Regions from separate parts of the Mus musculus genome. Here region 2 is linked to region 1. A link is a loop called in an ENCODE intact Hi-C map of the cell type or tissue named here. Cell type or tissue: heart. All regions are shown on one strand. Each heading gives the region's core, and the rest is flanking DNA. Links, peaks and the distances in the headings are about the cores only. Region 1 overlaps Ube2j2 (ubiquitin-conjugating enzyme E2J 2). Region 2 holds the start of Ccnl2 (cyclin L2).

Region 1 (9,066 bases), core at 1,860-5,859:
CCAGTGCCTTACATCTGTGCAGAGCCCCTCCCTTCAAATATTCTTGAATGGTAAGACTACTGTAGTCACTCTGTCGCAGGTCCTGTAGTGGTCCAGCTGCTAGGCCTGCTCATGGTAGAGGCAGTCTTGTAACTCCTCAGCTGTGGATGGACACTCGAGAGGCCTGTCAATACTCTGGGCTTTGCAGGGAGTGCTATGTCAAGAATATTATAGAGTCCTGCTTGGCTTAGGCTAGGGCTAAAAGGAGAAATCTTCTACCCTGAGGTAGTACTTACGTGGACTTTGAGTTTATAAATCTCTCACGTGTTGCTCAGGAGCATTAGGGTTGGACTGCATTTTGCTTTCTGACATTGGGAATTCACTCTATAGCCTGGGAACATTAGTGCAACATTGATACGATGAACCCTTGACTCTGGCCTAAGCCAAGCGCTCCTAACTCTTGCACTGACCGTGATAGAGGTCATAAAAAACATTTGGTGCATGGTAGCTCTTTTGCTCCATTAAAAGTGTGGAGTCATTGGGTATGGTGGCACACATTAACCCAGGACTTGGGAGGCAGAGGCAGGTAGATCTCTGAATCTCTGAGTTCAAGACTAGCCTGGCCTACAGAGTGAGTTCTAAGACAGCCAGAGCTACACCGAGAAACCTTGTCTTGAACAACCAAACCAAACCAAACAAAAAGGATAGAGTCACGAGGTTTCATGTTCTCTGTGGAAGGAGTCACGAGGTTTCGTGTTCTCTGTGGAAGTGCTCATTACCAGCTTTGAGAAATGAAATACAAGATTTGACTCACCAGAAAGCATTTTTTACTGGGTGTGGCACATACCTTTAATCTCAGCATTCAGGAGACAGAGACCCGTAACTCTCTTGAGTTCTGGGCCAGCCAATACAGTGTACTGAGGTCCTGTTTTTTGTTTGTTTGTATTTAAGACATTTTTTAATACTTTTATAATTTTCCAAATCCAGAGGAAAATTTTTCCTGAATTAAAAAGAAATGTTTTGCGTTTGTATGTTGATAGAAGAAATGCATGAGGGGCCTCTTCAGTGGCATTAGAACTAACCCTGTTCCAGAGATGAGAGTTAGATGTAGTCCCTAGGAGGCAGTTGGCTGATGTGGGGGCAGGTTTCATTGCTGGGTCACTGGTTACCTGGTTAGTGGGAATATCTTTGTTGTATGTGGAGCTCATCTTCATGTGCTGGTTATAGGTCTCTAAGTCCACCCTTTGATTTGATTGTGTGCTAAGAAGGACTTGCTTGAGATTTAAATTAAATCAATTTTTTATTGCATTGATTGTGTTTGTGGGGTGGGTACACAAGTGCCAACACATATATGGGAAGGTCAGAGAACAGTTTGGGGAGCCAGTTCTCTCCTTCTACCTTATAGAATCCTGGGAATCAAACTTAGGCATCATATTGGCAGTATGTGCCTTTGCCCATTAATCCATCTCACCAACTCGCACTTAAGATTTGCTAGAACGAGCCGGGCGGTGGTGGCGCACGCCTTTGATCCCAGCACTCAGGAGGCAGAGGCAGGCGGATTTCTGAGTTCGAGGCCAGCCTGGTCTACAAAGTGAGTTCCAGGACAGCCAGGGCTATATAGAGAAACCCTGTCTCGAAAAACCAACCAAGCAACCAAACAAACAAACAAAAAGATTTGCTAGAACGAAAAGCAACAAAGGAGAAGAGCTATGTGGGGTGGAGTTCATAGGCGTGCAGACAGAAGCAAGTACATTCTTGACCCTGGGCATTTGCTCCAAGCACACTCAGTTCCCCAAAGCTAAGAGTGGACAGCACATGGGATAAGTCACTGAAGAAGCTCATTAGGCACTTAGTGCCCAGTAGCCTCTTTGTTCCCAGAAATAATGACTCTGAAACTGAGCTCTATTTGAATAAATGCCTAGGCCAATAGTCCTGGCTCTGTTCCCTAACTAGCTCGTATCTCAGTAATCCAGTTTATTCTAGTCTAAGTTCTTCTACTGGTTAGATACTTCTCAGGTTTATGCACCTGTCTCCTCCAGTGTTGGGGCAAATCTACTCTGCCTGGCTCTTTCCCAGAATTTCCCTCTCTGGGAACTCTCACCTCCTATTCCCTGCCTCAGCTCGTTGGCCATAGACTTTTTATTGACAGGCGATGCTTCCACACAGTACATAGAGATTCTCCACACACGGGCTCTGTTTGAATGGCCTTAGCGTCTGCCACCCACTGAACACCAAACTCCCGGGAGAGAAGGATTCAGCGTGAGCTAGGAGGTCTTTGCTCTCTTTTTATTAGGGTTGTGGGCATTGCCCCAAACTGTAGTGCCAGACCTTTTGTGAGAATTCTGTAGTTTTAGAGAATTTATGGTACACAAATCAAGTAATTTCCTTCTCTCTCTCTCCGTTAGGCATTATGTTGTCCGAGGCCCTGAGATGACTCCTTATGAAGGTTAGTAGAAAATCTGAATTTCCATGTGAATGGCAGCCTGTGTGTTCTGGTCACGAGCAGCCACATTAGTTACTTGAATCTCGTCCTAGACATCATGTTTGCTCGTTTTGGTTTTGTCGGACTGCTTGTAACCATCTGCATTTCCCCAGCCTCTTATGTTGGTTAGAAGTGGAGAAAGTTTTTTTTTTTAATGTATATGGGTATTTGCTTGTGTACCATGTATGTACCTGGAGCCCACAGAAAAGGGGGTCAGTATCTGGAGTTCTAGATGATTGTGATCTACCATGGAGTTGCTGGGAATTGAACCTGGGTGCTTTTGCAAGAAAAGAGTGCTCTTAACTGCTGAGCCATCTCTCCAGCCCAGGATAAATAGTAAGACGTTCTTCTGTTTCTAAGGCCAAACAAAGCGGAGATAAAGTTTTGCTAGATACTTTTTAATGTCAGATTAGTCTCTAAGCCAAACAGAGGAGTGATGCTAAGGAAGGTCCTAGGGGTCTTTATAGGACCTATCAGGGTCTCACTTCTCTTTATTGCTTTTCAGTGTTGACATGGTGGCCTGATCCCTCAGGTTACCAGCTGCCACTAGCGAGGTTCTCAGTGATTTTAATAAATCAGTTCTTGAAACTGTCAGTGGTGTCTAGGCTCTTACGGCAAGGCTGACGTCTCTATGCAAGCCCAGGGCAGAGCACTGGCCAGATGGGTAGTGCCTCTGCTTCCAGCCATCAGCCGAACTTCACATGGCAACTGTAGCAGGCCTTCACCTAGTGGGAACCTTGTGGAGGACTGAGATGGTCTGTGGGGCTCTGGGTTCCATTCTCAGCACAAACATAAAAGAAAAAAAAAACGGCTGCTTGGAATGTTTGGTTCAGTGCTTGGGTGATTGAGAATAAAAAGGGCAAACTCTTCCAGGTTGTTTGGCTGATTCTTCTTTAACGGGTTCTTCTTTGGTCCAGGAACCCAAGTGTTGGGGTAATTTGTTCTGGAGAATGAGTCCACGGGGGCTGGGTGTGTCTGTCTGCCTGTCTGCCTGTCTGTGTGTGTCTGTCATGATGATGGTGCTGACACCAGAACTTACTTGTGCCCCATAGCAGCAGGGAGGGAGGCAAACAGGCCATGTATCTCCTGGAGTCCTTGAATTTCTTTCTGTCAGTCTCTAAGAGACAGATGGGCTTCCAAATAATTGATGAAAATAATATAAAACACTTTGTATTTGACATGCACGCATATATAGAAATGAGTCATGGTTATCTATCTCTAGTGGGAGACTGTGGCTACTATTTTGAGTTTTGAAGTTATTTTGGGTTTTGTTTTTAATTTTTAGATAAATTTCTGTATGTGTGTATGTACACATAAGTGTGTGTATGTGGCACTGTTTGTGCAGAGGTCAGCAGAGGTGATGGGTTCTCTGTAGCTAGAGTTATAGATAGTTTTGAATAGCGATATGGGTGCTTGGAATCAAACCCAGGTCCTTTGCAAAAGCAATAGATACTCTTTTCTCTTTTTTTCCTTCAGTAGGTACTCTTAACTGCTGAGCCATCTCTCCAGCCTGCTTTTAAATTTGAAATAGCATTTAACCACTGTGTGACAAGATAAGATCTCTAGTAGCACCAGACTAACTAAGGTTTGCTGATGTGGCGATGGGCTAGAGAGGGTGGCTCTGAAAGATGTATAAGCAGAGAACCTTGGAGACTGCCAGATCTTGCCAACTCAACCCTGGCCTGTTTCCTAATCTATAACTCTAGTGTCTTAGCTGTCAATGCTGGTGTACTTCCTATTCTCCCATCTTTTTATCCTCTTCTGTGTCACCTGTGGGTATGTCCTCAGGCTGACAGTTTCCTGAATCTCTTTTCTGCATCTCCTCAGCTGTCCCTACCCAATGTTATCTATACCTACCAAGGACTAACCTTTGGTAGGTAGATAACATTCTCTCAGGGTGTGTAAGGAATCCTTGTCATGGTCAAGAGCTTGGCTCAGTCCTCAGTTTCTTGTCCTCTGGTATATGTTGCTGTTGATGACTGCTTTTCTGATGTGCTCCTTGGTTTTTGAGCTATTCTGTCCCTTCCTCCCTGCCTTCCTAGTGGCTCCTCTGTAATTCCACATTTTTGTCCTGAGCTCTATGGCAGTTCTATATCTAGTGCTCTTGGACGCACCTATCCCAAGAATACAAAATTGACTTCCTATGGAAAATTTGCTAAAAATGTATCACTAATTGTGGATTTACTGTGACCCTATTCATGTTTTAGTAATGTTAAAGGCTCGCTTTAAACTTTACATGAAAGGACAAAGAACCTAAAGTGGATTCCTTTTTTTTTTGTTTTAACCCCAAAGGCGTTGATGGTTCTGTGTTCTCTGGGTGTCGTTCCTAGACTTGGGCCATGGTTATGCTTGTGGCCCGCCCCTCCGGGACTCTCTTTGTGCTCTTCTTGCTTGTAGAGGGAAGGACCTGTTGCCGACTCTGTCCCACGGCGAGAACTGCGCGTTGATTTTAGGGAGGTCTGTGTTGCTGTGCTTATTTGGTAAAAATATTCCTCAGACTTTAAAGGTGAGGCCTTTGGCCACCTATAAACACTGAGTGTCCTTTGTAATGTGACCTGTGTTTAAGTTAGGGATGTATCTCAGCGGTAGACGTCTTGCTTAGCATGTGCAAAAGGCTCCAGGTCTAATTACCACCATAATAACCAAACAATAAGTGATGTGTATTTATACACAAAGAATCACATTGCACTGTGGGTGTGGGCACGTGTGTGTGCTGGTGTGCTCAAGTATGTGAAGAAGCTAGAGCAGGTTGTCAGGTCTCTCTGTTCCATTTGAGGAAGGGTTTCCCTGAACCTGGGATTGTAATCTTTCTGCTAGACTAGCAGCCTTCATTGCTGAAGTTGCACGCATACCATCTTGTTCTGTGGGTTCTAGAATGCAGACTCTGACTTTAATGCTTGCATAGCTGGTTCTTAGTTCCTGATTCACCTCTTCAGCCCTCATTTGTGTTCTGTAAGTCGTTCTCTGATACCCGGTGGCATCCAGTATTCTTACCTGATTTGCACTGTGCTGTGTCGTGTAGATTTCACCAAGCTCTTGCCTGACATCCATTCTTGTGGTCCTCTTCTTTGAAATGCAAGTGGGTGCTTCTTTTCATCCCTGCAGATAAATGCTTGTGTTAGAAATGTACTTGCGGGCTGGAGAGATGGCTCAGTGGGTAAGAGCACCGACGGCTCTTCCAGAGGTCCTGAGTTCAAATCCCAGCAACCACATGGTGGCTCACAACCATCTGTAATGAGATCTGACGCCCTCTTCTGGAGTGTCTGAAGACAGCTACAGTGTACTTACATATAATAATAAATAAATCTTTAAAAAAAAAAAGAAAAAGAAATGTATTTGCTAGGAACCAAACGAAGTCGTGGAAGAGGCAGAGATCTGAAGCAACTGTAGTTGTCTTCTGACGATGGAGTTCTCAGTAAGGGAGGAACATGAAGATGGAGAGAAAAGGGTTGTTCTATAGCTGTAGTGGGACAAGTGATAATTATAGTCTCCTGTGAGTACAGGTGTAATAGATGGGGAGTCAGATACTGGGGGACAGGCTGAAGTGTTGGACAGTAGTGCAAGCCCTGGAGAATAAAGTCAATAGTTGGTTAAGCTTGCGAGCCAGCATAGGGAGAGGACAGGAGGAGACCAAGTTACATTAGATGTTGACAAGGCTAATACTTTTTTTTTTCTTTTGGTGTAGGTGGCTATTATCATGGAAAACTAATTTTTCCCAGAGAATTTCCATTTAAGCCTCCTAGTATTTACATGATAACCCCCAATGGAAGATTTAAGTGCAACACAAGGTAAGCTTCCTGGTGATGCAATGCTTTGAGCTGTCTGTGCTCGTGGGAAGTGTGCATTCTTGCTTACAAAATCACTTTCTTTCAGGCTGTGTCTCTCCATCACAGATTTCCACCCAGATACATGGAATCCAGCGTGGTCCGTCTCCACCATTCTAACAGGGCTCCTGAGCTTTATGGTGGAGAAAGGCCCCACCCTGGGGAGCATAGAGACGTCGGACTTCACGGTGAGGTGTGGTAGCGCCTCGCCCAGGGTTTTGTGGCACTGTGGCCTCCAACCTTTCATCCTGGGCTGATTCTGTCCTGAGACATGGAACAGTTTTCCTCTTGAGCAGATGGAGGCTGTATGGGTCTCCCGCCAACCAGTTCCCTGTTCCTGGCCACACTGTAGAAATATCTCTGCTTTGGCTGCCTCACACCATGGCTCCTGGCCTCACTGTCCAATTCTGTCTCCAACTCTGCTTTTGTTTTTTTGCTAAGCATCACTGATATTCCTGTACTCCTCAGGAGACTTTGTAAGGCTTGATGTGGGACACAGAACATGTTTCCTGCTTGTTTTATTTCTCTAATGTTTATTTACCATGTTTAATGTTAATTGATAACAAAATATAAGTAAGCCTTCATAAGACTAATTTTTTTTGCGGGGGGGGGGGGAGGAGCATTTTAGATGTTTTCTATAATATTGATTACACAAGTCTGTTTTGAGATTTTGTTTTGCTTTGCCATTAGGATCTCATTATTAGCATAGGGTGTATGGAGCTCACCTATGTAGAATAGGCTGGCATTGAATCTCAGCCTCCTACATGTTGGGATTGCAGGTGTGCACCACCATATTCAGCTCTTTTTTAGGTTTGTTTTTAAGTTGGCTGGGCAATGCTGGCTCATGCCTTTAATCCCAGCACTCAGGAGGCAGAGGCAGGTAGATTTCTTGAGTTTGATGATAGCCAGGTCTATATAGACAAATTCTGTCTCAAAAAAAACAAACAAATTAAAATTAGCTTTTTGGCTGATAATTCCCTTCTCTTTCTTCCTAGAAAAAACAGCTGGCAGCACAGAGTCTAGTGTTTAATTTAAAAGATAAAGTCTTTTGTGAATTATTTCCTGAAGTTGTGGAGGTAAGAAGGCAAAAGTGGGAACTTAGTTTTGTCTTCCTTTATGTTAAAAACACTTTCAGATATAATTGTTTCCAAAGAGAAGCTGTGTTTGTGTGCTTACTGCTGTGTTCCTGTAGGTGTTGTAGTGGGATTGCAGGCCCTCCTTGTTGCTGGAGGATGTAGAAGGCTCAGTACTGGTCATGCTTCCAGATGCACACACTATTGGGTGACAGAGCTAGCTCTTCTCCAGGACCCTATAGTGCGGGAAAGACAGCTTAGGGATGTGGGAGAGACTCTGAGGAACATACACAAGTGTCCACACAGAGGCATGCTTGCTGATCAGTGGCCATCCCTCAAGAGATCTGCCACCAGTAGCCAGGGGGTGCATCAGTTGCCTCCTGCAAGGGCTGGGCATGTACTGTGGGCTGGAAGGTGGTGTAGCTTTTGGTAGCTCGTTACTCGACTCGGGCACAGAGGAATGATGTTGACACCTTGCTTGCTTTCTTTACCTGTAAAATGGGATGCAAAGCTATGCTCATGCAGAGGCATGGGGAACTGTGTTCTGGGTGGTAGATCTGAGCTTGTAAAAACTTGAGTTCTGCTCCCAAATGGACAGGTTAAGACAACTGAGGGTTTTTTTGTTTTTCTCTCAGGAAATTAAACAGAAACAGAAAGCACAAGATGAACTAAGTAACAGGCCCCAGAATCTTCCTTTGCCAGACGTGGTTCCTGATGGGGAGCTGCACCGTGGCCAGCATGGGATCCAGCTCCTCAATGGGCACGCACCCGCTGCTGGCCCCAACCTCGCTGGGCTCCCACAGGCCAACAGGCATCACGGACTCCTGGGCGGCGCGTTGGCGAACTTGTTTGTTATAGTTGGGTTTGCAGCCTTCGCCTACACGGTCAAGTACGTGCTGAGAAGCATAGCACAGGAGTGAGGGTCACAAGCCACAGCCTACAGTTGCTGCCGAGGGACACAGGGCCAGAGCTTGATGCCGGCGTGAAGGACGTGCTGGCACAGGGTGGCCTGCCGGACTCCCGGGCTTCACTTTTTACAAACCTTAAAGAGAAAGCAAAAACCAAAATGTGATCTGGAGGAGACTGGTGGTTCTCAACTCCCTCTTGAGGTTGACTGGACGGAGCCACTCGCGCTCTGGTTTTACTGCTTATCTCCTGTGTTGTCTTTTGACCCTGTTTAGTAAACCTGTTTTGTTGGTTTTGTTTTGTTTTGTTTTTCATTTTATTAGATTTGGTCACTTAAAATATAAAACTTTAATGCCTATCAAATACTCTGTGTGTGTTCTTAGTGGAGGAGCTGAAAGCCTCCTGGTGGGGCTAAGTGGGCCGGCTGGTCTAGGAGAGGACTGATTTGATCTCATTGTAAAATTGCTTCTGAGTGAGAGAAGACTCACACAAAGTGCCGGTTCTGCTTTCTGTTAAGGTAGAAGCAGCAGCTTGCTCTCTGACCACAAAGTGCTGCACTTAGAACCGTGGCTGAGGACTGTGGTGAAGGACTGTGGGTAGCCCAGGTACTGCTGTCAACCTTAGTACCTCTGCTTTCAGCTCCCTTGAGTGATGGAGAAGTAGGAGCCTTGGTAACCCTGGTTCCTTATGTCCAGTTGGCCAGAAGCCGGCCCTCCTATGTTGGCAGACAGTGCACTCCAAGTTCTTTCATATCTTACGGTAGGCTACACCATCCTTTCCGGGTGACCTATGTAAGATGTCG
Region 2 (9,066 bases), core at 3,049-7,048, 140 kb before region 1:
TTGTTTTTTGAGACAGGGTTTCTCTGTGTAGCCCTGGCTGTCCTGGAACTCACTCTGTAGACCAGGCAGGCCTCGAACTCAGAAATCCACCTGCCTCTGCCTCCCAAGTGCTGGGATTAAAGGCATGCGCCACCACTGCCCATCTTGAGGGGGTTTTTGTTTGTTTGCGTGTTTATATTTTTATGTACAGAGGTTATTTTGCCTGTGTGTGTATCTGTGTGTTACATCTGTGCCTGGTATCCTTGGATGCCAGAAGAGGGCATTGGGTCCCTAAGTTACAGATGGTTGTGAGCTGCCATGTAGGTCTGGGAGTAAGCCTAAGTCCTCTGGAAGAGGAGTACATGCTCTTAGCTGCTGAGCAGTCTCTCTAGCTGCCCATGGTTTTTCTTTTAAAAGAGTCCAGTGGTAGGCATTCCACTTCCACCTCGTCACAGACATTGTTCTAGAGCTTTATAAGGGTCGTCTGGGTGACCTGAGGCAATATTATGTCCCCTCTCTTTTCTTGCTTTCTGAAATCACCTGTTAACTTTTATCATCATTGCTGGGGTTAAAACCCACGACCTTGTACATGACTTCTGCCATTCAGTTACACTCCCAGGCTTATAGCCTCTCTCTTCTGAGCCAGAAATACCTGCATCTGTCAACCCCTGTAGTCTTACTTGATAGGAATCACAGCTTAATGAGTTTATATTTCTCTAAAGTACAGTAAATAGTTAGCCCAGGCCAGAAGTTTTAGTGTCCAGGTGACCATTGACCCTAACCATGGGACCTGGGCCTCCGCTGGCTCTTTCATGCCACAGCCTCTAGTGGCTCCCTTCTTTGTCCTCACTCACATCTATACGACAGAATCCTGCTATGTTCTCCATGCAAGATGTCCTTGCTGTTCCTTTCCCACAGTTCCCAAGTGTTCCACACTAGTAGAATGTTGGCTGGCTACTCTAGACTCAGTAGATGTCTTGTGGCTGTATCCTCCTGTCTGTTCCAACATAGCATCTGCTGTATTCTATTGAAGTAGTTTCTTTTTGTTGGTTATTGTTACTTTTTGAAACAGGGTATTTTTTAGCAGGCCTGGAACTTACAGGTTCTATGGTGCTGGAAATAAAGGCATGTACCACCACACCTAGTGTTCTCAAGTGGTTTCTGATGCTTATTATAGGCTGTGGTTCTTTGTCTTTCCAGTGCCAGGTGGAGCTCAACAGGAAAGTTCTTGTGGACCTGGCCATCTATGAACCAAAGACGTTTAAATCTTTGGCTGCATTGGCTAAGCGGAGGCAGCAGGAGGGATTTGCTGCAGCTTTGGGGGATGGAAAGGAGCCTGAAGGTATCTTTTCCAGAGTGGTGCAGTACCACTGAAGGCTGCAGTGCTATAGACTGTTATAAACAAGATAGGACCAAAAGGACTGTCACCAGTAAGTCTGATTTGTATTTATTTACATTTTAGCAACAGGCCTGAGACGACAGGTCTTTATTCAGTGACACGGCCCCAAACTGTCCTGTAAAGATTGTATAAATAAAGCCTTTGCAGTGTTGAACTTGTGAGTTATTTCCTGGCATCAAGTAATCCCCCTTTAGGGATATAAAGCTTGTTACTGCCCATAGACTTGCCATCACTGGCTGCCTGTGGCAGGAAAGGCTGAGTGGGGGTAGCAGGCTTCAGCTCTCATGTTGCTTTTCCTTTTAAGGTAGGGGTCCTATATCAACCCTCCTCCAAGTTGTCTGGTCTGCCTTAAGTACTGTAAACATTTAACCTCTTTTGGTCTTTTCCTTGTGTGTGGCATGGGCCCAGGGAATCAGCAGTTGAGCCACTAGCTGCTTTCCTTCTCTTTCCATGCTTCCAGTTGGGTACACATCAGAAGAATATGTCTCATTATCAGAAACATGATGCTCTTGGTCTCAGTTGAAAGGATGGCCAGCTTCAGAGTGGGCTGGGGGGCACTTTTAAACTTATGTTATGTAGCTAGGCCTTTTCACAAGACTGCTCTGTAAGGTTAAGGAATGAATTCTGGACAGTCTTTGTTAGCAGCAGCACCTCAGCTGCTCTATTGATGATGCTGTATGATGTAGACTCTTTCTTCCTCCTGTAGAATATAATGTTATAATGTTATATAGTGTTATAAGGTTAGGTCTGTCCCTTGTCCTCTTGGGGTCCTGCTTCACCCAAAGACTGCCATCTCTTAAACACCTAATTTCCATGCCTCCATCAAATTCTATAGTTTGTACTCCCTTACCTTCATTCTTGTGTCCACTGCTTGCTTCCCATAATTGGTCTACATTTGATCTCACCCTAGTAACTCTCACCAAAGCCATTTCCTGGAAACAAAACCCAGCAGACGCTGACAATAACCCTTTTCCTTGACTTATTCTATTCTCTCTTCTAGCTAAGACAGTATTCCTGAGATGTGAACAAAAAGGTACTCACCTCAGAGAGGGAACCATTGACTGACCAAAGTAAGGATACTACTTAGGTCCAATTGGTGAGTTTATCAGGATTATTTAAGAGAGCAGAAATGACCCAAAAGCACACCACAGATTGAAAACTGAAGTGCACTGCAAGCTTACAGGTAGTCCCGTGGGTTCAAGAGTATCTCTTCCAAGCACCTTGGCTTGTTTGAGAGTCCCTTAATAGTTCTTACATGACATGCTTGGGGAGGGTACCTAATAAACCATGTCAGTTTCAGAAACATCCTGAAGTTATTGTATTAACCTTTTTTTTTTTTTTTTTTTTTTTTTTTTGGTTTTTCGAGACAGGGTTTCTCTGTGTAGCCCTGGCTGTCCTGGAACTCACTTTGTAGACCAGGCTGGCCTTGAACTCAGAAATCCGTCTGCCTCTGCCTCCCAAGTGCTGGGATTAAAGGCGTGCGCCACCACTGCCCAGGTTTATTAACCTTTAAACACACACACACACACACACACACACACACACACACACACACACAGAGTATCCAGATCAGGCTACTTTTGCACTCAGCCTGCCTCTGCGTCCTGAGTGTTGGGATTATAGGCATATGCCACCATGCCTAGCTACTTGTATCTTAAAAAGTTTACCTGCTGGATGGAGTGTTTTGCTTCCTTTAAGAGCATTCTTTGTCTGGACTAGTTTCTTCTTCATGATTAAATGTTTTATCTTTGGGGAAATTCTTAATTGCCAGTCACATTTATAAAAGAAAGGCCCACGTCTACTTTGTTGAGCCCTTTGCTCCAGAAGCCATAAATGCCTGTCTCTGCCTCCAGTTGGAACCATGCTGGATTATAGTGACACCATTCCTCATCTTAGGCCATCAGTTGCTTACGAGTCATTCTGAGCTCTTCCCTCAGACTCAATGCACACTTCTAGCACAATATATAACTTATCAAGTCCTAATTTCCCTCCTATAATTTGTGTTGCTTTTGACAATTTCACGTACCTCAAGAGTGATTCTAAGTTCCTGATTTCCTGCCTCTACTTCTCACGTGCTGGGATTATAGGTATGTACTGGCCATGTCTAGTTTCTGGGATTCAGGGTACTAAACACAAGGCTTCACACATACTACAGAAGCTTACAACTCCGTAATGTTCCCAGTCCCTAAAGATCTGTCCTCTCACCACTGCAGGCAAGCTTAAGTTTGGCTTCTCTTTCCTGAGGATTCCTACAAGGCTTTTTTGACTTTTTCATCAGCCTAAACGTCACTGTACTAGGTTGGTGTCTTGCATACAATATGCTTAACACTTTGCCAGAATGTTGCACATATATTACTCATTAGCCACTTGCTATTGATATTGGAGAAGATACACATCCATGTGGCCCCATCACTGAGCTTTGTTTTCTACTTCACACAAAAAAGACAAGATACTGCAAATCACTGTTGAGTTGTAACCAAGCATCCCTCTCCAATATAGGTTTCTCTTCCTGATGGATGTAATAGTCATCTCTAGAACCAGAGTCTGGGTTGAGTGACTAGAGCCAACAGTCTTTTCTAATTCTTGGTTCAGTTTCAGCTTAGGGAATGGGCAGACCAGGCAATGACAATTGTGCCTACTTTAGAGCTGCAGCCTAGGGGTGGGACAGACGGACAGACAGTAGCAGCGTGGCCATTACAGTGAGAGGACTGATGAGATCTTTGTGGGGTCTGCTTAGGAGTGGAATCCAATCACCCCACTACAGCTGGACTATGGAATACTGACTTTTGGCAACCTTGTTGGCTGTTCACCATACCTGAATCAGAGTTATACAGGGATCTCCTTAAACTCCCATGTCCTCCCAATTTTCCGTTTCACCGAACCTGGCTGAAATCTTATCAAAAGCTTGAGATAACTGAGCAGTGACAGGAAACATCTATTGTGTAGTGGCAGCAGCACTGTTTTGGGTGAAACTAAGCAGGCCAGGACTGGAGTCAGGAATATTAATATTGTCTGTAGGGTCTACTACAAGCCGTTTCACCTTGATCTTCAAGGTCCCCAAGCCATTTTTTTGGCCTGTATTTGCTGCAGTAGATTATTGGGGGTCCCCTTTAAGAAAAGATTGTGTATATGAGTGCTCTGTTTGCATTTGTGCCTGAATGAGAGAAGAGGATATCAGATTCAATCACAGATAGATGGCTGCAAGCCATGATGTCGTAGCTGGAACTCAGGACCTCTGCAAGAGCAGTCAGTTCTCTGAACTGCTGAGCCATCTCTCCAGACCCTTCATCTGCACTTTTTTGTTTAGTATTTTATTTATTTTTGCGACAAAGTTTCTCAGCCATGGCTGTCCTGGAACTCTAGCTGTAGAGAGAAGGCTGACCTTGAACCCACACAGATCCGCCTGCCTAAGTGCTGGGATTAAAGGCACATCTGCCCTTTTAATGCTGGCAGATCCACCCCACAGCTGTTCCAGAGCCCGAGGACGGAAGGGAGGGCTGAGAACTAAAGACTCCGAACTAAGTCGCGGTGTAACGTCGTGCACGTGGGACTGTGGGAGAAAAGTTGTTCTGTCCCAACCCCCAAAGAAAGGCGCCCTTCTAGAACCCCTTTTGCCAGGCAGGAGTTCCGGTTCGGGCCAGGCCGCGGAGCCAAGTGGGTAACGAGCAGCCCCACCCGTGGGTGCTTCCGGCGTCGGTGCCTGACGCGACACTGACGGACTGGTCGTACGGCCAACGGCGTCGAGACAGCGGTGACGTTCAGCCAATGGGAGGGGGCGGGGCGGGGCGGCCACGATCGTCTCGAGCAGCCGCCCTGACGGGAAGGGCCCGAGAAGAGTCGGCGGCACAAAATGGCGGCGGCGGCGGCCGGGGCTGCGGGGTTGATGGCTCCGGCGTCGGCGGCCTGCTCTTCCGGCTCGGCGGGAGCGGCCCCGGGGTCTCAGGGGGTGCTGATCGGCGACAGGCTCTACTCGGGCGTGCTCATCACCTTGGAAAACTGCCTGCTGCCCGACGACAAGCTCCGCTTCACGCCGTCCATGTCGAGCGGCCTCGACGTCGATACGGAGACGGGACTCCGCGTCGTGGGCTGCGAGCTCATCCAGGCAGCCGGCATCCTGCTCCGCCTGCCGCAGGTAAGGGCCGGGCCGCGAGCTCTGCAGGGGCCGTTCGCCGGCCGAGGGCCGAGGGCCGGGCCTTTGTTGTCGTCCCGGCCCCCGGCCCGGAGCTCACCGGACCCAGGCGACGAGGTCCGAGCCTGTGCGCTCCGCAGCCTTGAAATAACCCGCACCCGCCATCCCTTCCCCTTCCCCTTCCCCCTCCGCCGGAGCCGAAGCCCTTTTACCCCCAAGAAAGCCTCGCGAGACCCAAACCCTTTGGGGGAAATGGAAACTGTCGTGGCTATTTGTCCTGGGGGGAAATCACACAAGACATTGTAGCCGGGACAAGCGTGAGTCCTGCATTCAAACGTGATGGAACCCTCTCTGTCCCTAGGTGGCCATGGCTACAGGGCAGGTGCTGTTCCAGCGGTTCTTTTACACTAAGTCCTTCGTGAAACATTCCATGGAGGTAGGCTTCTTTCTGTTTTCTCGGAGAAATGAATTGGGATGAAACCTGGCCTGTTCTGCCCAGTGCTTAGCTGAATTCTGTCCTGCAAAGTCTACACAGCTCTTTCCCTAGAGGCCTGTCTGTCTCTGTATCTTCTGGTTGTTTCTAATAGTTTTAATGCCTTGGAAGGTTCTCAAGTTGGGGGGAAAAACACCCGTGTCACAATGTACATTTCAGCATGTGTCCATGGCTTGTGTTCACCTGGCTTCCAAAATAGAAGAGGCTCCGAGACGAATCAGGGATGTCATCAATGTATTCCATCGCCTTCGGCATCTGAGAGAGAAAAAGTGAGTCCTTTGCAGAGCTGTCCTAATGTCTGTCATTGTTAATACCAACCTGTGAATTTACAGTAGATTGTTCGCATGTGCCCTAGATGCTGTCTTGGGGCAGTTGGTAGGGGGGTACAATAACCAGGATAGCTGGCTGTCCTAGCCCTGCTGAAACAATTCCTGTATGACCACATCAGCTCACCACCCTATTGTCCTGTTTGTTCCATGGTTCTGCTGAGAACCTCTGAGCACCAGGTCCCTGGTTCTCACCCTCAGCGCTGTTAGTGTCTGAACTGGCCATTCTTTGTTCTAGTGTCATTGTAATATGTCGATCAATATTCCTGGCCTTTCCTTGCCAGAAACCATTTGTAACAGAAATACCCCTAGACAGCTGTCTTTTTTGATATCTGGTCTAGCTGTGTAGCAGTCTTAACCTCTTAGCAATCCCATCTAAATCTTCCTTACGTGTGTGAACCACATTTGTCACCAAGCCTGACAACCTGTATTTAGTTTTGGGATCAACATGGTAGGAGGAGAATTGACTCCAGCAAGTTGTCCTCTGACCTCCATAGGCACAACCCACATACCAAACAAATGTTGTACAAAATTTAAAGAACAAACACACTGGGTTGATTAAATGGTTTAGTTAGTTAAGGAACCTGTTGGCAAGCCTGAGAGCCTGGATTTGATACTGAAGTCCCACGTTGTAGAAGGAGAAGGAGACAACTGACTACAGCAGCCCCCAGCTAAAACATCCACACGGACCAACAGAACCAGAAAACAAATATCCCTAATAGTATAGCAGTGCACCTAGACCTTGTCCCAGACTTTCTGCTCCTTCACAGGAGCCCTTTGGTGTTTGCTTTATTCTGAAACAGTCTTGGCTATGAGCCTCAACAGTCTTTGAGCCTTCTGTAGACCAAGCTGGTCTCACTCATACAGATGGTCTTGTCTCTGGCTCCAGAATGCTGGGCTTAGGGGACTGTACTATCGTGCCCAGCTTAACAAACCCTTTGAGACTTGACCATGTCTCTCTTTTTGTAGTCTATCTGCAGGTTTCTCATTCAAGAGTTCAACTAACTCTTGAAAATATTAGTGTTCGGGGTGAGAGACTGGGAGAGTATGAGGTGGAATAGTTTTTGTGTTGAACATGATTAGACTTCCTTGTCACTGTCCCTTCAACAACATTTCCAGTGTAATAGGTATAAAGTATCCAAATACGATGTGAAGTGTGAAGAGGCTGTGGGGATAGTCCACCACTTTGCGTAAGGTGCTTAAACATTCATGGGTATTAGTATTAGGTGAAAATTGTCATTACCCCAGCACCAGTGTGTACCAAGGGATGACTTTATTGTGCTGTGTTGGTTCTGCAGTTTACAACTCATGAAAAGGGTGATCTTTTTGCCTTGAATTCTGACACAGTGTCATAGCACTGTGCAGAGATCCTCAGACTCTCCACCATATTCAGGAGGTGTGTTGTTACGCTAGAATATTGTTTATGTGTAAAGTCAAGGTGGGGGGCAGGTGGGTAATAAGTGTATGTAGGTTTGAGGACTTCTAAAATTTTGTTACAGGAAATGTCATTTGTAGCTTTCTGGTGCTGTGGTATGTATCGCTTGGAAATAATTGTGGAATCTAAAAGGTTTTGATCAACCCTGGTACAGAGCATATTACTCTTTGCCTTCCCTGCAGGAAGCCCGTGCCTCTGGTGCTTGATCAAGAGTATGTTAACCTAAAGAACCAGATTATAAAGGCAGAGAGACGGGTTCTCAAGGAGTTGGGCTTTTGTGTCCATGTGAAGCACCCTCACAAGGTGGGTTTGGCCTGGCACCTGCAGCCACCCAAGTCACACTTGAGCTGACTTCTACTGTGTGCAGGAGTGAAGGCCTTGAAACGTACTGAACGGTTCCCCCTCTTGGTTTTCTTGTTTATGTCTAGAACTTAAAATTAGTCCTTTATTTATCAACTTTTTATAATTGTTATTTTTAGCAATATAAGAGTGTTTGAAATGGTGTCTTTTAGATTTCAGCTTTCAAAATCAGTGGTAAAATTTGAAGTGTAATTCATAAACATACATTTTTCTTGCCTGGTTTGGAAGTTTTCAGCTTCATTTCAAGTAGGAAGCCAGCCTTCACTACATGAGACCTCATCTCAAAAATATACAGGGCTCAGCCTTGAGTGGTTTAATCCTAGCACTTGGGAGGTTGAGGCAGGAAGCTCTTCTGAGTTCAAGGCCAGCCTGGACTACATGGTGAGTTCCAGGGCCAACAAGGCTAGGTAGTGGAACTCTGTCTCAGATAGATTAGATAGATAGATTAAAAACAGAGCAACACTGGGCCATGGTGGCGCACACCTTTAATCCCAGCACTCGGGAGGCAGAGGCAGGCGGATTTCTGAGTTCGAGGCCAGCCTGGTCTACAGAGTGAGTGCCAGGACAGCCAGGGCTACACAGAGAAACCCTGTCTCAAAAGAACAACAACAACAACAAAAAAAAACCCTGTCTCGAAAAACCAAAAGATAAAAACAAACAAAAAAAAAAACCAATTGTTTTTAAGCCTACTTTTTTTGTCTCTCTCCTTCCTTCCTTCCTTCCTTCCTTCTTTCCTTCCTTCCTTCCTTCCTTTTTTCTTTCTTTTCCTTTCCCTTCCCTTTCTTTCTTTCTTTCTTTCTTTCTTTCTTTCTTTCTTTCTTTCTTTCTTTCTTTCTTTCTTTCTTTCTTTCTCTTTTTCTCTTTCTTTTTCTCTTTCTTTTTCTCTTTCTTTTTCTTTTTCCTTAGATTTATTTACAAATTTTAAGTATATGGATACTCTTCATG

What was found. Hi-C counts contacts between places; a loop is a spot of excess contacts. Peaks named below come from ENCODE experiments on the same cell type or tissue, not always from the same donor. Only the 100,000 strongest peaks of a DNase experiment are listed, where the experiment ranks them.
Region 2: it touches region 1 in a loop (2.5-fold over the local background); 1 of 42 quality-filtered maps calls a loop at or near these places.

Annotation. Positions count from the first base shown.
Region 1 is chr4:155,949,088-155,958,153 of GRCm38, forward strand. It overlaps Ube2j2 (ubiquitin-conjugating enzyme E2J 2), which reads left to right. Exons shown (of 8, transcript NM_021402.6): 3 at 1-50; 4 at 2,385-2,425; 5 at 6,147-6,249; 6 at 6,335-6,473; 7 at 7,281-7,361; 8 at 7,994-9,066. The coding sequence ends at 8,278. Among named protein-coding and RNA genes, the nearest start is that of C1qtnf12, 8.7 kb to the right of the region's middle. In heart, for the core only: no CTCF peak of the experiment used is centred there; no DNase peak of the experiment used is centred there.
Region 2 is chr4:155,807,300-155,816,365 of GRCm38, forward strand. It overlaps Ccnl2 (cyclin L2), which reads left to right and starts at 5,190. Exons shown (of 11, transcript NM_207678.1): 1 at 5,190-5,510; 2 at 5,869-5,943; 3 at 6,160-6,269; 4 at 7,944-8,064. The coding sequence starts at 5,229. Mrpl20 (mitochondrial ribosomal protein L20) reads left to right here. Exons shown (of 5, transcript NM_025570.3): 5 at 1,180-1,532. The coding sequence ends at 1,353. In heart, for the core only: no CTCF peak of the experiment used is centred there; DNase peaks (open chromatin) are centred at 5,092 and 5,722; H3K4me3 peaks cover 2,807 bases; H3K27ac peaks cover 2,361 bases.